Linked DNA regions of Homo sapiens: region 2 is linked to region 1. Evidence: chromatin loops called from intact Hi-C (ENCODE). Cell type or tissue: heart left ventricle. All regions are shown on one strand. Each heading gives the region's core, and the rest is flanking DNA. Links, peaks and the distances in the headings are about the cores only.

Region 1 (9,263 bases), core at 484-8,483:
TCCTTTAGGAGCACTCGGGGCCTGAATATACCAAGTTCAGTCCGTTAGGTCAAGGGTTCCAACCCCCAGGCCACAGACCGATGGCTGTGTTTTGTGTTCAGGCTACTTGCTACTGGTCTGTGGCCTGCTAGGAACCAGGCTGCACAGCAGGAGGTGAGTGGAGGGTAAGCGAGCATTACCACCTGAGCTCTGCTTCCTGTCAGATCGGCAGAGGCATTAGATTCTCATAGGAGCGGGAACGCTATTGTGAATTGTGTAGGTGAGGGATCTAGGTGCCCACTCGTTACGAGAATCTAATGCCTGGTGATCTGAGATGGAACAGTTTCATCCCAAAATTTCATGCCAAAACCATCCACCCACCATCCATGAAAAAACTGTCTTCCACAAAACTGGTCCCTGGTGCCAAAAAGGATGGGGACTGATGAGTTGGGTGACTTGCTGAGGTCACAGATCTCCAAAGAAACAAATCAGGCTCATGTTTTGATTCCAGAACCACAAGCTTTCCTCAAAACTCCCATATCTGACAGGCACAGAACATTAAGGGTTGAGACTATTCAAATGACCTGAGAATTCTCAATCCTTGAGTTACCAAATTACACACACAAATTACACACCTTCCTCTCCATCCAACTAGCGGTCAGTAAGTGGTCTCTGTGCACCACTCTCACACCCAAACTGCTACTTTCAACCAAAAAGCTTTTTATTACCCCTCTCTGCTAACCTAAATCTAACCCCACTGAAGGAAAACTCTCTTCTAATCTAGTGAACACTCCTGTGTGTACCTCAGCCTCACCATTCTTACTACTTCTGTATTCTGCTACCACTCGTGTCTTCAACTTAGAGTGCAGCAAAATTCGACACAGATTTGAATCACTATCTGCCAAATCCCATATTGTAATTAAAATGCAACTATGCTATAAGCTCAGTAACCCTGATCCCCAACATCTGCCATAGCAATCCACAATCTGTGCAAAACTACAAGTTATTTAATTATTCAAACAATTTAATATTTGCACGATTTTTTCATGGAATCAGACCTAGATATATATGCTGAGACTCTTGTTTATTTGCCAAATGATCACAGGTTGTTCATTTGATCTGCTAGTTTTCTCATTTTAAAAATGGGGACAATGCTTATTTATACAATAAGGCAGTTTTTAGATTAAACAATATATGCAAAACACCTAGAATAGTGTCTGCCACATGACAGGTAATAATTACAAATACTTCTATAAAGCTTAATATATGCTTTACTTATGTTTATATTACCTCATTTAATCCTCATAACAACTAAAGTAAGCACTACCACTATTCTCATTTTATGAGTGGGGAAACTGAGGCATAGAGCTATTAAATGACTCATAACTGTGAAACCAAAATAAAATTATCAATTCAACTTAAAAATGAATACCAATAAAATTCCAATTCAAAATTATTTCACTGATGTTTTGCTAAACTAAACCCCTGGTAGCAATACAGATGTAGTACCGACCTCCATGGCTATGGCATAGGTTCTTCTTAAGCTGAGTAGTTCCTGCACTGCCGTGTGCTGGATGAGGATTCAATTCTCTCTGCTTATTTTCTTTTGGAAGTACTGTGAAACCACCATGAAGCCCTCTTTCCTATAGTGAACTGGGAAGTAATTTGGCCCTAATGTATTACATGGTGTCTGTTCTTATTAGTCGAAGACAATAGTATTGTTGGCACAATAAGATTGTAAACAAAAAAACAAGGAACCTGATATCCTTTCCAGATCATTCACCATGTACTTCTATTAGTTCTTCCTCTGTGACTTACAACAATAAAATTTTTAACAATCAGAAATTGTGCCTGTGGTAAAAAGGAATTTGAAAAGGAAAAAATATAAAAAAAAGAAATTGTGCCCAGCTTCTCCACTATCCAGACTGAGAAATATTCCCTTAATTCAGGATTCTTAACCCAAAGGCCACAATTCCTTTTAATTCTGGGGGTTGGGGAACTTGGTACCACATACTTTATGTTACGTCATTTTGAGAAGGGGTCTGGAGGCCTCACAGGAGTGCCATGATATAAAAAGTCAGAAACCCCACCTAGGTAATCAAAGATCCAGAGGTGTCTGGGGATCCCCACCCAACAGAACCCAAGGGATGGCATGCTGGCAGTCAGGGTAAGGTGCCTTGAGGAAACCTGTGAACATCTGCACAGAGAAGAAAGCTGGCCTCCAGGCAAGGTCTAGGAAACGCTCTTCAGGTGTGAGCCAGCTCTCTCCTGAAACAGACTTTCACTGATAGCCTTTTCCCACATATATTCAACCAAGTGCACAACTTTGTCTAATTACAAGGAACTACTCCCAGGCTGGGCTGGGCTTTGTACAAGTATCAACAGGCCTTATGACAACCCTGCAAGGCATGTGCCACTACACCCATTTTACATGATGAAGTATTGAGGCCAAAGAGTAAAGTTAATTTGCCCAAGGGCATCAAACCAATGGGTACTGGAGTTGAGGTGTGAATTTGGTCCTGCCTGGCTTCGTTCCTCCCCCTTTCAGCCATGCCTCCTCTCCCATAGGGGGCTCCCTTTTGGGGTTCATTTGATTCACCTCACTTTTGACAAAGAAGAAAACCTAGAGACCCAGATCACTATAGCAATTTAGTGTCAGAGTTGCCTCTGGACTCAGGCTTCTAAAACTCCTCATTTATTGCTGTCCTCTACTCTACACCAACATTCTTGCTGTTTTAGGATAAAATTCAATCTCCCCCAAATCCAAGTGATTTTGCAATTTCATCAGGACAGGCCTCCAGCAAGTACTGCTTTCAGCACAGTACTTAGCCTATACCAGTATCAATCAATATTTGTTAAATACATTCGGAGAAATGCATTAAAAATTTATGATACGAACTTTAGATCAAATCTGCAAACAAATACCTATTGTGTGAGTCAAATTATATTTTTGTTCCCTATAATCACAACCTTATTCGCTCCTTCTTTCAGTCAATTGTCCAAGGTACCCAAGCAAGCACTGTGAGTTTCAAAGACTCATGTGATGCAGGTCTGGTCTCAAAGGTAACACAGAACCAAAAGAGCAAAGAAAACTACAATGCAGAGGAGAAAGGACCCAGAGAAATACTGACAAAGTATCAGTGACAATGGACGAGAGCGATGACCCCAGGAGTACTGGGGGAGACCACTTAGTACTTCACAACATTCTTTGTAGCTTGGCATGCAGTTCTGAAACTATGTTAGATTCTCCCTTTCAAAATCTATCACCCAATTCTTTCTTGAAAAACGTGAGTCAAAGTACAGCCAACTTTGTGGCTGTCCTATTTGAATTCTTGGCATTTTATGAGGAGAGTTTTAAAACAGGTTAATTGGAAAAGTCAAGAACTAAATACGACGATTTTCGCTGCCCGGGTTAAAAAATTACTAACTGCCCCCGCCCCACCCCCCCACCCCCCAAAAAAAATTCTGTACCGAAAAGCATTTATAAAGGGAAAATGTGCTTGGTTTGCAGACTGCAAATAAAACAGGTTAAACATTTTGGGTAGCCATTTAAGTAAAAATCGTTTAACAAATGTCCTGGCTTAGAAGGGGGAAAGGGATCCGCCGGTTTAGAAAGCCCGCCCCCGCCCCCAGGGGGTGCCTACGTGGAGCTCCTGAATCTGGCTCTGGAGAACCCAGAATGTGATTCGCAGGACCTGTCGCATAATTTCACAACCAAGCATTCTTGCATTCTTCTTTGTACCTGAATCGTAGAAAGTTCTGGAAAAAGCTAGGAGTAAGTGATTGACATTCCCTGCTGTTCCTTCAACATAGAGGGGTTCGGTGCTGGGTGGGCAGACACCACCAAACAATGGGGATGCCAGGAGCCCGGTACGGCGGCAGGAGCAGTACCCTGGGCTCGGGGGGATGTAGAAGCCCCATTCCACCCCTAGGGGACAGAACCCAGTAAGGTCGCCCTCGGTGCTCACCACACTCCGGGCAGAGGGGGCCCTGAGACTCCGACCCCCACCCCAGAGAGAGCCTGCCGCTGGACGAGGGGACCGACGGCTGCTAAGAGGCGGATTAGCAGAAACGCGAAACTCACAACCCGCCTCTCTCCCAGAGAAACCAGTATGGAGAAATTAAAGGTCATATAAGATTATTTACCTGCCCCGCGGGCCTGGGATCCCAGGGCATGGCCTGGACGGCCTCGGGGACAAGGGCAGGTGTGTTTGGGGGATAAGAGAGAGAAAATCTGGGGCGCAGGGATGAGAAGGCTGGCAGGGGCACAAATGCGGACCGGGATGGGGATGTCGGAGGAGACCGGGGCGCGCCGGCCGGGCGACAGCACGACCCCGGGAGGCGGTGGAAACCCCCTGCAACTCCCGCCCCGGGGTTGGCGGCGCCGCGGAACCGCCCCACCGCCCCTACTCACTTGAGTCGGAGGCGGGAGCACGTACCGCAGGCGGAGCTAGCGAGGCTGGGCTGGAGGGAGGGTCCAGGGAGTCCGAGATCCCAGGCGAAGCGCGCGCCGGTGCCTTTTAAAGAGCGCTCGGTGGGCGCGGCCTGTGTCCGCCCCGCCCTCCTCCCAGCCCCGCCCGCCGGATTCCCGGAGCCGCTTGCCGGGCTGGGGCGTGTAGCGGGCGGGCTGCCCTCTGCCCGCTCCGGGCTAGCCACCAGGAGACAAAAGGCAGGAGGCCCGCCTCTTCCTGCAGCTTCCCGCCCGCCCGGCATCTTCCCACGTCCCGGGACCGCTCCCTCCCAAAGGGACCCGGCAGTTCCAAAAGCCACTGGGACTTGGAGAGGGACTTCCTTCCCCTCCAGGGAGGCCCGGCGGCGGGACGGTCCCGCTGGAAAGTGGCCCCCGCCGCCCTGCGTCGGACCTGTCCACCGCGAGCGCCGATCCCCCTCTTCGCGGAGACAGTCATGGGCCGGGAGGCTCCAGCAGTAGAAAGTCAGCCAAACGGGGCTTTCCGCCACCTCCCCCTTGCCTTGTCCTTGTCAGTAAACTCAACGTGATTAACTTCCCTAGTTAACGCATATTCTCTCGTCCGATTTCCAGCTTCTGGGAATCCACAACTTCTTATTCTTAAAGAGCAAAATTCATCTAGACTAAATAAATGACGTTACGAAAACGCCCCATTCCCAAAGTGTTTCGCTCTTCCCCTCCACCAGGGCACAGCACGCGATGCTGAGGGGGAAGAAACCTAAACCCAGGCAGAAACCCCGGGCGCCACAGGCCCTGTATTTATATGTGTTGATGTCAGAAAAGCACAAGGATACCGTGACATCCGAAGGGACCTAATGCCTAAGCTACAGGATGATTTATTGTTTTAGATGAAAAGGAAAATAAACAATGCAATCTCTATCTGGTTCATATTCTAGGCCTCCTCATGACCTCTCCTGCCAGAAGCAATGATCCCGGAGAACTGATACTTGCGGAGTGGGGAGTTCAAAAAAGTCAGTGACCAAAACCCCCTCATGCCATAAATGCTATTGCCTCCTCTGGTCCAGAGTTTCTCATCCTCCACACCATTGACATCTTGGGCTGGATAATTCTTTATTGTAGGGGGCTGTCCTGTGCATTGTAGGAGGCCTCCACCCACTAGATGCCAGTTGCAACCTGCCCCCGACGTTGTGACAATCAAAAAGTCTCTGGACATTGCCAAATGCCCTCTTGGGGAGAGGGCAGGGAGCACATATCCGCATGACAACGTACAGAACCGACTTATAATATTATTATTGTTTTATTTTATATGCTGGGGCCAATCCAGGATAAACTCATTATAGCTGCCTTGTTCTCTGTCCACCAAGTACTGTCCAAAAACACATAGTGGTGATTGACATCTCCTGATACTGTGGCAGGAGTCTGGAAAGCATTCTTGCCTGCTGTGAGCTTTTCTAAATATGGGCAATCCTTATTTCAGTGATATCAGCTAGTGTAAGTGACTTGACTCACGGGCCAACAGGAAAATTCAGTCCCTCAGATTCTACATTCGCTTTAGCTCAGCTGCTTACAATGTTTATTTTTTCTTGTATAAGTTTGCCTAGTGCTTCTACTGAATGAAACTGTATCAGTGAGTCTCACTGCAGCAAACCACTGCCCTTTCTCTCCTACCCTGAGTTCTTCTCAATGCCTCTTTGTGGAAGGGGCCTCCCAAACCTGAGCTGTTTGCTTTCCGTCAAGCTCATGTTGTCCCTAAATTCCATAGCCATGTCTTATCATTTGAAATTGGGCTTGTTGGCCGGGCGTGGTGGCACATGTCTGTAATCCCAGCTACTTGGAGGCTGAGGCAGGAGAATCACTTGAACCTGAGAGGTGGAGGTTGCAGTGAGTGGAGATCACGTCAATGCACTCCAGCCTGAGTGACAGAGGGAGACTCCGTCTCAAAAAAACAAAACAAAACAAAAAAGAAATTGGGCTTGTTTCTGACCTAAAAGTGTTTCTGCTGTCTGTCCCTGTATGTGTTTGTCTCCGTGTACTTCACACTGAGTCTGCAGATGATATACAACGTGTGATTTTGAACAAATCTGTATTTGTATTTATCAACATTTAAAAAATATTTATTTTCTTTAAACATCTATTTAAACTGTTGACTCTTTTAGTTATGAACATGAAGAAATTATTTAAGAGTTTTTAGACAGAGTGGTGCAAAAGAAAGAGTATGGGCTTTGGAATCAAACACACATGATTTCAACATACAGCTCTGCCACCTATCAGTTTTGTAAGCTTGGGCTAAGTACTTGACCTCTATGCATCTGTTTCTTTATCTGTAAAAAGATAATTCTACACATCTTGTAGTGTTGTTATGAGGATTAAATTGGGTGATGTATGTAAAATGCCAAACATAGCACCTGGCACATGGTAAATACTGAATAATTGATGGTTGTTATGTTAAGCAAAGATATCTTGATGTCCTTTTTGCCTCTCAAGAAAGAAATAAAATTGTGCTTTGCTAAGTACTCATGTTGCCTTCTTGAGGGCTTGCTATTAAGAAGGTATGGAGTGTTTTCCAAAACAATTAAGAGTCTTCAGTAGGAAGCATCTGCGCGCCTGCAGAAGGATAGTGGGAAAAATGTGTCCTCAAGGAGAAGGATAAACCCTTAAGTCCACATGGTCCTAGTCTGTTTGACCCCTTCAACCTTGTAATAGGCAGAATCAAAGGTTAAATGTGTCCAGCAGGCTATTTCTTTTTCCCACTCAAAATGTGTATTATACTTGTAACAACTCTATTCTCTGGAATTCATCAACCAATTTCAAATCAAAGCCCTCTCTCAAGGTCACTGTCCTAAGGCAAGTTGAACCAAGGTTGTTGCCTTTTGTCATGACCTTGTGCTTCAAACGTAGATTTTAAAAATATTTTTATTATTTTTATTTCATGCCCCTTTTTCTTAACAAAACTCTGAATCAGATGAATGTGAATTTAAACACAAAGCCTCTTTATTTTAGGGCAAGGCTTTCTTCCCAGAAGGCAAGAAAGCTATAGTGAAGAGGAATGTCTTATTATAATGATTTTAGTATGAAAAAAAGGGAAACAATTTGCACTTTGCTAACCTACACATTTAATAACACAAAAAGAAGCAGTTTTTCTACCTTATTTCTTAGCTAAGATTTAGCAGCAGTTGTGGGAATTAAAAATTACTCATACTTAACCCTAATACTCTGTGATTTATTATCTGACAGAGAAAAGAATAATGTAAGTGATATATGCTTAAATGTTGGAAGGTAGATTAGAGTATCTTATTCTTGATATTTGTCATAGTTGCTTTTTTTAACCTGCTATAAACTCCTACTTTCTTATACTTGCTTCATTTCCTAACTCTCTTTCTCCAGTAGGCATTATTTTCATTCAGTGCTATTATCTTCTATTATGATGTTATTTATTTCTTCTTTTCAACCAGAGCTTTCTATCTTTTTGAGCTCTGCTTCTGCTTTCATATTATAGCAGAGTTTTTCTAGTTCTACTAGTAAGAAAGACACCATTAACTTCCCAGACAGCATATTCTATCCATCTTATCTTAACCCCTTAATTCCTTTATCTCACTTTTCTCCCTCTTTTTCAGCTGGTGACATCACCTTCTTCTCCTTCATTCACATTCACAGCCAGTCACCAACATTTCCTCAACCTTCCTCCACTTTGCCTCGAAGCTTCCATGTTTTCTCCTATGTTTGTACTTGCTGTCCCTGATCTTGGAGGAGCAAATGGTTCTCCCACTCCCTACCAACAGTGTCCACTCTGCCTAGGCTTTTGATCCATTTCTTTGGCATTTTTTAGTTATACAGTCATGTGCCACTTAGTGATGGGAACAGGTTCTAAGGAATGCATCATGAGACAATTTTACCATTATGCCAACATTGTAGAGTATACTTACACAAACCTACACCATATGGCCTAAGGTATAGCCTATTGCTCATGGGCTACAAACCTGTACAGCATGTGACTGTACAGAACACCACAGGCAATGGCAACACAATAGTATTTGTGTATCTAAACATATCTAAATATAGAAAAGGTACAGCAAAAACACAGTATTGTAGTGTTACAGGACCACCCTCATATTTGTGATCTGTTGTTGATTGAAAATCTTCATGTGGCACGTGATTGTACTCCCTTGCTGTTCAATTTCAGGCTCTATTGCTTTCTTTCCTTTCAAATGACAAAAATTCTGCTCACCCCGTATTTTTAAAAGCTGACATAAATATCCCTGAGTCGTGTAGTAGGTATTTGTGATTGCCTCTGTAGCATCCATTCCTCTCTGTGTGGTTTCAGGCATGTGAGTTCATGGTCCTGTTTCAGGGTGGAGCACTGGATCCAGTCAAGGCATTTGAGGCCCCGGCTTGGGGATGGTAAGCACGTGACCTAAGCCCATCCAATTAGAGTGAATCTCAGAACTCTGCTGGGGTGCGGAGTCAGAGCCAAGCTAGCCTATTCTGGAATGTGCTATGTGCATGGAGGAGGCCTTAGAGTGGTTGCAGTCATTTTTGCTAGGAACCTGGCCACGGATGACTTGACACAGACAAGAGGACAGAGAAAACAGAGCTCTGAACAAGTATTCACCAAGTTTACCTACCTGCAGGGCTTTTTCATTATGGGAGCCAATGAGTCCCCATTGCTGTTTAATCCATTTTGAGATGGATTTTCTGTTACTTGCAGTTAGGACTCCCAACAGATTGTGATGGCTTAAAATCATGTCCATGGATTCTTTGTTACTCCCCCCTTCAACAGGTAGAATTTAATTCATGCCCTTACCCTTGGGTGCGGGCTAGATTTAGTGCCTTGCTTCTAGAAAATAGAATGAAGTGC
Region 2 (9,263 bases), core at 850-8,849, 130 kb after region 1:
TTGAGCTCAGGAGTTCGAAACCAGCCTAGGCAACATGGCGAAACCCTGTCTCTACAAAAAAATACAAAAAATTAGCCAGGTGTGGTGGCAGCACCTGTGGTCCCAGCTACTTGAGAGGCTGAGACAGGAGGATCACTTGAGCCGGAAGGGGACAGGGGACAGAGTTTTAGTGAGCCAAGATCGCACCACTGTACTCCAGCCTGGGTGACAGAGCGAGACTCTGTCTCAAACAACAATAACAACAATGTTTTTAGGTATTTATTAAATGTTTATTTAATGGTGGTGTGGTTGTGACTAAAAGGAGTAATTTCTGTTTTTTATGTAGTAATAATTTCTACTTTCCCAGAAGCAGGAGCAACGTACATTTTGCTAGTTACAAAAGATAGCTGTGGAAAGTAGAGGTAGTTGGTATATATTTCGTCTCTCTCTCTCACACACATATATGTTCCTGCAATACTTGGGTGAATCTTTGTGGATTTGTTGAGCTAGCCTGATGCTCAATCTGGCTCTGAATGCCAGGTTTCCCTTGTATCAGTTAGCAGTTGCTGAATAACAAACTACCCCAAAATGTAGTGGCTTAAAACAACAACTCTTTATTATTATTCACTAGTCTATTGGGAATAGACAGTTGATAGAACTCTAAGATAAACAGACCCGCCCAGTAGACTAGGGAATAATAATAAAGAGTTTTTGTTTGTTCTTTGAGATGGAGTTTCGCTCTTGTTGCCCAGGGTTGGGATTACAGGCGCCTGCCATCATGCCCGGCTAATTTTTGTATTTTTAGTAGAGATGGGGTTTCGCCTTATTGGCCAGGCTGCTCTGGAACTCCTGACCTCATGATCCGCCTGCCTCGGTCTCCCAAAGTGCTGGGATTACAGGCGTGAGCCACTGTGCCCGGCCAAGAGTTGTTGTTTTAAGGGCTGTGCTTTACTAATTTAGCTGGGCTTGTTCATGTGTTTTCTGTTATCTGGTTGAGGAAGGTTGCTCCTGGCATGAATTTACTCCACTCTAAGTAGTCTCTCTCTCATCTTCCAGTTGGCTTAGCCCAGACAGTTTCTCAGGGTTGAGGCAGAAATCCAAAGACGAGAAAACTGAAGCACATGAGTTCTCTTGTGGTCTGGCTTCAAATTGATGTCATCATTTCTGCTATATTCTGTTAGCCAGAGCAAGTCACAAAGCCAGCCAGGTTTAAGAGGTGAGGAAATAGACTCTACCAGCTGATAGGAAGAACTGCAAGTCACGTTGCAATGAGCATGGATAAACGGGGTGGGTAGAGAATAGGAGCCATATTTATGATCAATCTATCATGGTCTGTAACTGTGAAATCATGAAGTGAATAGAGTTTGTCTTTGGTAAGTCACTTTTCAGTTTTTAAATAGTATATGTTAGTGGAAAGATTGGTGGATTTGGGGTCAAGGACCCAGGGTCAAGTCTTAGCTCTGCTTTTTTATTTGGCAAATCATTTTGCTCTCTAAGCATGAATTTGTTTGTCTTTAAAATGGGGTGATGACATTTATCTACCTGTCTTCTAATTTTTTTTGACATGTAAACTCTCATGTTTAATAAGTAAGGTGAAAAAGACTCTCCTTCTTAGCTATTCAGAGCCTTTATGCTGGCTCTTGGCTGCTGAAGCTCCATCCACCACCACCACCACCATCTTGTCTCATCCCATGCAAATATCTCCTGTTCCCCTTAGGTTTGCTTCCCCAGTCTCTTCTCCCACCCTGATCTGGACTTTCCTCAATTCTCACTTTATTTCCCTGTCAAATGTGAACTCTCTTAATTGTTTTTCTTGCTTTAAAATTGTGTAGCTAATTTGATAAATGACTTCAACCAAAAATGATATTGTTTCTAGATAAAACTGGTATTTTTGCATCAGCCTACTGAGGAAATCAGCTATGTCCATGCTTCTGTTAAGCTGCCCTAGATTTGCAAAGCACTTTACATGTGCCTCTTCAATAGTTATCACCATCTCTGGAGCCCTGATAAGGGCTTTAGATACATTTTCCTCATAATCTTGACCAAAAGTTAAGAGCCTCAGCCCTGCCACTGACTAGCATTGTGATTTTAGGGGTGTCACCTCCATTTACACTTATTTTTTTCTTACCTCTAAACAGGGAAAATTTGATAAATTGATCTCGAGAGGCCCCTCAAACACTTGAATTTATGACATTCTAGAATATTTACAAAATAAAACATGGAGAATCCAGTATTGTTTTGAATATTTCTTTATTTTGTAGTTTAGCAAGTCAAGTATTCTGTAGCCAATGATGTCTTAGAAAAGAGGTAATTATGATCATAATTAAAATAACAAATATAAGTAAACCTAAATCCCTTCTTGGCAAGAGGTTGTTTTTTATAAAAATCATCTCATCTCTGTTTTGCTGTTCTGATATCATTTGAAGAGTTTTCATTCTGTGATCAATGGTAATATCTGATATGAGAAATATTATTTATATAGTAGAATGGATGATAGCAAGAGAAAAAGTGAGAAAGGAATGAGAGAAGGGAAGAAGCTAACACTAACTCAACTCTTATTCTGTGCATAGTAAGAAATGATTACAGAAACATGACCCTTGGCAGAGATTGCTAGGTATTCTCCAAATTCTGGGTTCCTTTCTTCTGGGCACTCGGGCAGGTTATATCTCTCAGCTTCTTGCAGATGGCTGTGTCTCTGTGCCTGAGTACCAGCTGATGGAATGTGAGTGGAAGTCGTGTCCCATCTCCTGGTCTGACTTCCAAAAGCCTCTCAAATATGCTCCTTCCCCTTTTCCCTGCTTCCAGCTTCCCTGGGTGAAAATGATGCCTAGGTGATCTTGAAAGTCCTGTGTTGATGACCGCAGAACTGCCGTCAACCTGTTCCCCTGAAGCAGAGGCATGCTGCTGATGAGGTATGCCTACCTTGCCCTACAAGGTGAGCGAGAAGAAAACCTGCATAGTGTTTGAACCATTATGCACTTTGCAGTCCATTTGTTACAGGAGTTTAACATACTCCAATTAATATACAACATTAATCTTCAAATCATTCCTATGAGGTAGATAGTACTTACCTTTATTTTTACAGAGGAAAAACTGAGGCCCCAAATGAGATGGGAACTTTCTCAGGTTATACAAGTGGCAAAGCAAGATTCAAACTGGGGTCACAACTCCCCTCATACCGCAAACATTTCTTTCATGCATCAAGAGACTACCAGAATTTTAATGTAGAAATTTTCATCATATTTCTACATGTTGGGCAAAGATGTTGAAAGATAGTAATTCCCACATCATTCTGTGTCCAATATGAGCTAGAGGCAATGTGCCACAATGGCGTTAGGTTCTGACAGAATCTAGGCAAGTCATTTAACTTCTAAGGGCCTGAGCTTTCCAATCCAGATAATTAAAGTAAAAATTAAGATAGAAAACTGGCTGGGCGCAGTGGCTCACGCCCGTAATCCCAGCACTTTGGGAGGCTGAGGCAGGCGTATCACGAGGTCAGGAGATTGAGACCATCCTGGCTAACACGGTGAAACCCCGTCTCTACTAAAAAATACAAAAAATTAGCCGGGTGTGGTGGCGGGCGCCTGTAGTCCCAGCTACTCTGGAGTCTGAGGCAGGAGAATGGCGTGAACCCGGGAGGCGGAGCTTGCAGTGAGCCGAGATCGTACCACTGCACTCCAGCCTGGGCGACAGAGGTAGACTCCGTCTCAAAAAAAAAAAAAAAAAAGAGAGAAAACCAGATTTTCCTAACTGGTAAGCCAGTTTCCATTCCCATTTCCCCTTCCTTAAAACAACAATTTACCTTTTGTCCAACTCAATCTTAAAAAGTTGTCCCATTCTGAGGCATAAAAACCTTCAAAAAGTGGGGTTGAGTATTAAAATAAATAATGCATGTTAAGCACTCGCATAGTGCCTAGCATATAATAGGTGCTCAATACAATCATAATCTTTTAAATAAGGCAAAATTGGCCCTTATGAGCACAGTGTTTGTGTACTATGTTCAGAGTTGCTCAAGCATTCTGGATTTCCTTTTCTTGCATTTCTCTATTGGGATGGGATTTGCCTTATGATTAGCATAAGTTATAAGCATCTTGGTCTGTTCTTCAGGAAAAGGAGGTAATTTGGGCTGCAGGCATGTTCTCATTGGAGAAAATGAGGGCAATTAATGGTTAGTGTTCAAGAACAACAAAGCTCTTTCAGTTGCTTAGCAACTGAAGCTAAGGGGTGGGCAGACACTGTGTGAACAGTGGGGAAGAGAGAAGCAGGGAGGAGTGTAAAAATGAATTTAACGTCCGGCTCATTCCCAGGTGGGTGAAAAGTGATTTATGTAGCTCTGGTATTTATAGCTATTTATTTGTTACATGACTGGAAATTTTAATGAAATATTTTGAAATTCAGCAGTGGTAAGTCACAGTGGACATTTATTGCTCTAATGCAAGGGAAATGTAAACTGTTTATTTAACACGTTGATTGCAAATGAAATATAGAAATGGTTTAGAAGTCTTCTAGCTTTGGAAATCCGTCAGGCTGCACAGACACTACTGCCACCGTGTGGACAATGCGGGGAGCCTAGCGGGAGCTGAGGGATGGGTATAAGAAGCTCTATCTCTGAGACCTTCCGATGGTTTTGCTCACGTGCCCCTGAAAATAATTTTGAAAACTTATGGCACATTTTTAAGTTGATATGTAAACATTTTAATTATAAGTTTAAATGGTTGTAAATAATATAATCTCTTATGGTTCATGAATATTGACATTTCAAAATAAAATTGCTATATTTCTCCTTTAAATGTATAGAAGGGAATTTAAATACCAGTGGGATTTGATATTCACCATCAGCTATTTTTAAATTACACAAAAAAGCTTTTATAAATGAGTAATTTTCACATAATTCCTTTTCCTCCTTGGTCTTATATTTGAATTCCATTTCCCCAATAGACTTAAATTCTGTTTTACACACATTTATGTTTTAATATATAATGCTATATTTAATATTATGTATATATAAAACACTATATATATTTCTCTATAACAAAAATAAATATAAATTAAAAGTTAAGTTATAATTTTTTCTGTTGACCACAAGGCTTTAGTTATCTACATTTTTAAGTATACAACTGATTGAAACACAAATGTTAAAATATTTATTGAAAATAATTTTATTTACTTTATTTAAATTTATTTAAAATAATTATTAAACATTAAAAAGTAATTAATACTTGAGATATATGAAGCTTTAAAAATTAGTTTACATATCCATGATGAATATTATTGCTAGAATGAGACAAGGGTCAGCATCGATACTATTCATATTTATCATTTTTCTCTAGTTGTAAGCCTCAAGAAACTTCAGTCACAGAAATAAGTATGGAAGAAATTTTATTAGGCAGCATTAACTGAATTTTTAGAACAATTTCCAAGTTATTTGCCCTAAATGATGTATACTTTTTTAAAAAATTTATTTTATTTTTGAGACAGAGTCTCGCTCTGTCGCCCAGGCTGGAGTGCAGTGGCGTGATCTCAGCTCACTGCACCTCCACCTCCCGGGTTCAAGCAATTCTCCTGCCTCAGCCTCTTGAATATCTGGGATTACAGGTGCCCACCACCAAGCGTGGCTAATTTTTGTATTTTTAGTAGAGATGAGATTTCGCCATTTTGGCCAGGCTGGTCTCGAACTCCTGACCTCAGGTGATCTTTTTTAGTAGAGATGAGATTTCACCATTTTGGCCAGGCTGGTCTCGAACTCCTGACCTCAGGTGATCTGCCTCCCAAAGTGCTGGGATTGTAAGCGAGAGCCACTGTGCCCAGCCGACTTATACTTTAAATAATTTTCTTTTTTTAATGACCAGTAGACACATTGATTAGGTTTTGCTTCAAGGTTGTTGACAGCCAAGGAATCGGAAACTACAGGACCTGCAGCAGGATTTGGTGCCCAGTCATCAGAATAATTTACTCTTTCAGCACAGACAATATTTCAAATCATCCCTGTGATGGATGTTCTAGAGGTTTCTATACCCCAGACAGGGAATGTTTGTAACCTTCAATTGCATGGGAGGTAAGCTCTTCTTTTGCAATGAGAGGGAAAATTTAGAGAAAGGGGCAATGGGAACAGAGAACTAGCTTAACAGTTGACCAGAGATTACCTAGGCAAATATATTTTAGAGATGCACCCAGATGGAATTTGAAGATATAAATAAATTAATCCCCTTAAAATTATCTGTATAGATCTATCCTTTGAAAAGTCTTTCCACACTGATGCTGAAATCACTGGTTTATCCCAAAAGCTTCTCTGTAAGGAAGCGTTTCATAAGGCTGATGCCAAAATGAGCTGCCATGGTAGGGGTCGAGGGGGCATAGTTAAGGTTTCAGTGTTGGATTCACTGAGTTTAAGTCACTATTATTTTGCTAGAATAACTTCTGCACTAAAAAAACCCCGAAAAAAACCAAACCAACAACAAAAGATGGTGTTGGGAAATGTTAGCAATGATTTTGAAAGCTCTGACTTTCTAAAATCCCATGTTGGCCATGCTGTGTTGGTCCCCTCAGTTATTATTATTATTAAATTATGCCAGTCAGGATAGCCTAAATTAGGTCGAGGTAGCAAACAACCCCAAAACTCAACAACTTGAAGACAAGTCCTTGTTCATTGCAGATTGGCTACAGCTCTGCTTCTTGCCCAAGACAGTAACAGAGCAGCCCATTTGGAGCATCTGGTTTCTTGGCAGAGAGAGAAACAAGATCTTGTAAACCATGAGCAGTCTTTCAAAACTTCTGTTTCAGGAGAACACACATCATTTCCATCTAGTTTCTTTAGAAAAAGTAAGTTCATGGCCACTCTTGAGTTCAACATGGTAAGGATGTACACACCTCCTCCAGGAAGAGATCACAGGTCTTCAAGCCAATGTAATAACTTATCACAAAAATCCAAAATCTAGGAACTGTTGATAACCATAGTAAACAGATGGTTATCATTTTCTAAAATTGTTAAAAATACAGTTGACCCTAGAACAACATGGGTTTGAACTGTGTGGGTCCACTTACACGGGACTTTTTTTCAAAACAGTTACACCCAGCAAGACTGCTTCTCCTGCCTCCCCTTCCACCTTCTCCACTTCTTCTGCCTTTTCCACCCCTGAGACAGCAAGACCAACCCTTCTCCTTCCTCTTCCTCAGCCTACTCAATGTGAAGATGATGAGGATGAAGATCTTTATGATGATCCAGTTTCATTTAATGAATAGTAAATACATTTTTTCTTCTTCATAGTTTTCTTAATGACATTTTCTTTTCTCTAGCTTACTTTATCATAGGAATACAGTATATAATGCATACAACATGCAGAATATGTGTTAATCAACTGTTTATGTTATTGGTAAGGCCTCTGGTCAACAGTAGACTATTAGTAGTTAAGTTTTGGGGAAGTCAAAAGTTATATTTAGATTTTCGACTACATGCAGGTCACAGTCCCCACCCCTTCATTGTTTAAGGGTCAACTGTATTCATTTTAATTTTACAACTTATTCCATCATACAGAAAAATACAGAGATCAATACAAAAAAGACATGAGAATTTATATCCCAAAATTACCAACTGTTAACCTTTGCTATATTTACAGCTTTTTCCACTCAGCAGTATATATTTTAGACATATCCATGTTGTTACATATAGATCTAGCTATTTCAGTTAAACTATTTAGTAGTAGTACATTATGGAAAGAGATCACAGTTTATTTATCCCTGTTGTTGGAACTTCAGTTTGTTTATATCTTTTGATTGTTACAAACAATGGCACAATAAACACTGTTATACCTGTCTCTCTGTGTACAAGAGTTTCTCTAAGATTTATGCCAACAACATAATTGAAAGGCTTCACAGAGTGGCCTTGTAGGGTTTAAAAAGCTAATTGCTTTTCAAGTTGCAGCTTTAGAAATGGCGGCTCCAAGGGGGCAGACTTCACAGGAAATGAAACTGTGGCTTAGTCCCACCCTAGACGATTTTCTTGGCAGAAAGAAGCCAAGACAGCCTCATGAGCCTCTCCCGGGCCCCTGGGCGGTGAGTAAGGAAGGCAGTAGAAAGCTTTCGTAAGGGCTGTGAGTGCCGTGGTAACATTGAACTGAGAGCCAGCTGACCTAGAGTGGCCTTGCCTTCCAATGAGGGGGGCCGAGCAAGGCCCGGCCAGGTATTCCAGGGAGTGGATTTGGCGCCCAAGGAAGTTGCCGTGACATCAAAAGGGACAACTGGGGCCAAAGAGCAGAAGGGAAAATGTACATCTTAGCTGATGACAATTTGAACAGGTAAGGACTGAGAACCAGTCTACCCTTGCTCATGGCTTGATGTGTGACTGTAGGAAGCGGGTTCAGGGCTGTAGCGAAATTGCTGTTGCTAGCTAGCATCTGTTTTATGCCTTTTCCATTCTAACAGAACCTGATTTTTGGTCAAGTGTTACCCTCCTCCTCCCCCAGCTTCCAGGAGCCCGTGTGCTTCAGTTCCAGGGTAGGTCGACATGGAATAAAGATAATCCTATCTGGACCTAACTTGGTGTAGAAACGGGTACGGAACCCAGTTTGGACCAATAACAATTGAGGAGATACTTACTGGGGAACTCTGAGAAAGTTCTTACCCCTCTGGAAGAACTTTGATAAGTTGTTTTCTTCTCTTCCTTTGAAGAGAAGGCTGCAGCCTGTGGATTAAACTTACATATGGAGCAAAGCGGAACCAAATGAACTGGAGCGAAAACGAGCTGGAGTCCTTGTCCTACCTCTGTGCTTTTAGTGATGTAAGCCAACAAGGCCCCTTATTGTTAAGCCTGTTTGAATTATGTTTTCAAATACTTGCCACTAAAAGTACTTCAACTGCCTCTAGAGAGTTTCAGGGAGTTGTGTGTAGAGTGGAGGCTGAATTGAATGAGACTAATTTCTGCCAGAAGGTAGAATGAGGGCTTAAAATAGAAATTAATTTCAATCCCAGAAATATATATATATATATAGGCAGCCCTTGCTTTGCCTGGTTCTAATATGCATGTATGTCAGTTGTCATGGGTTAAATAATATCAATCTTCTAATAATATGATTCAGATTTTAGTTAGTATGATACACTCTCTACATAAATAACAGATGCCCATCATGACCAACAAGCAATCATGTCATTTCTTTCTTCTTCTTTTTTTTTTTTTTTTTTTTTTTTGAGACGGAGTCTCGCTCTGTCGCCCAGGCTGGAGTGCAGTGGCTCGATCTTGGCTCACTGCAAGCTCCGCCTCCCGGGTTCACGCCATTCTCCTGCCTCAGCCT

What was found. Peaks named below come from ENCODE experiments on the same cell type or tissue, not always from the same donor. Only the 100,000 strongest peaks of a DNase experiment are listed, where the experiment ranks them.
Region 2: it touches region 1 in a loop (3-fold over the local background); 16 of 110 quality-filtered maps call a loop at or near these places.

Annotation. Positions count from the first base shown.
Region 1 is chr12:76,874,545-76,883,807 of GRCh38, forward strand. It overlaps CSRP2 (cysteine and glycine rich protein 2), which reads right to left and starts at 4,475. Exons shown (of 6, transcript NM_001321.3): 1 at 4,394-4,475. LOC124902971 (a long non-coding RNA gene) reads left to right here and starts at 3,815. Exons shown (of 2, transcript XR_007063380.1): 1 at 3,815-4,106; 2 at 5,344-6,921. RefSeq lists an enhancer at 1-400 and silencers at 4,235-4,664, 4,695-4,744. In heart left ventricle, for the core only: CTCF peaks have their summits at 3,903 and 5,131; DNase peaks (open chromatin) are centred at 3,612, 3,917, 4,547 and 5,147; H3K4me3 peaks cover 2,688 bases; H3K27ac peaks cover 2,493 bases.
Region 2 is chr12:77,006,599-77,015,861 of GRCh38, forward strand. No RefSeq gene overlaps it. Among named protein-coding and RNA genes, the nearest start is that of E2F7, 54 kb to the right of the region's middle. In heart left ventricle, for the core only: CTCF peaks have their summits at 4,532 (motif pointing left) and 4,750; a DNase peak (open chromatin) is centred at 4,543; H3K4me3 peaks cover 217 bases.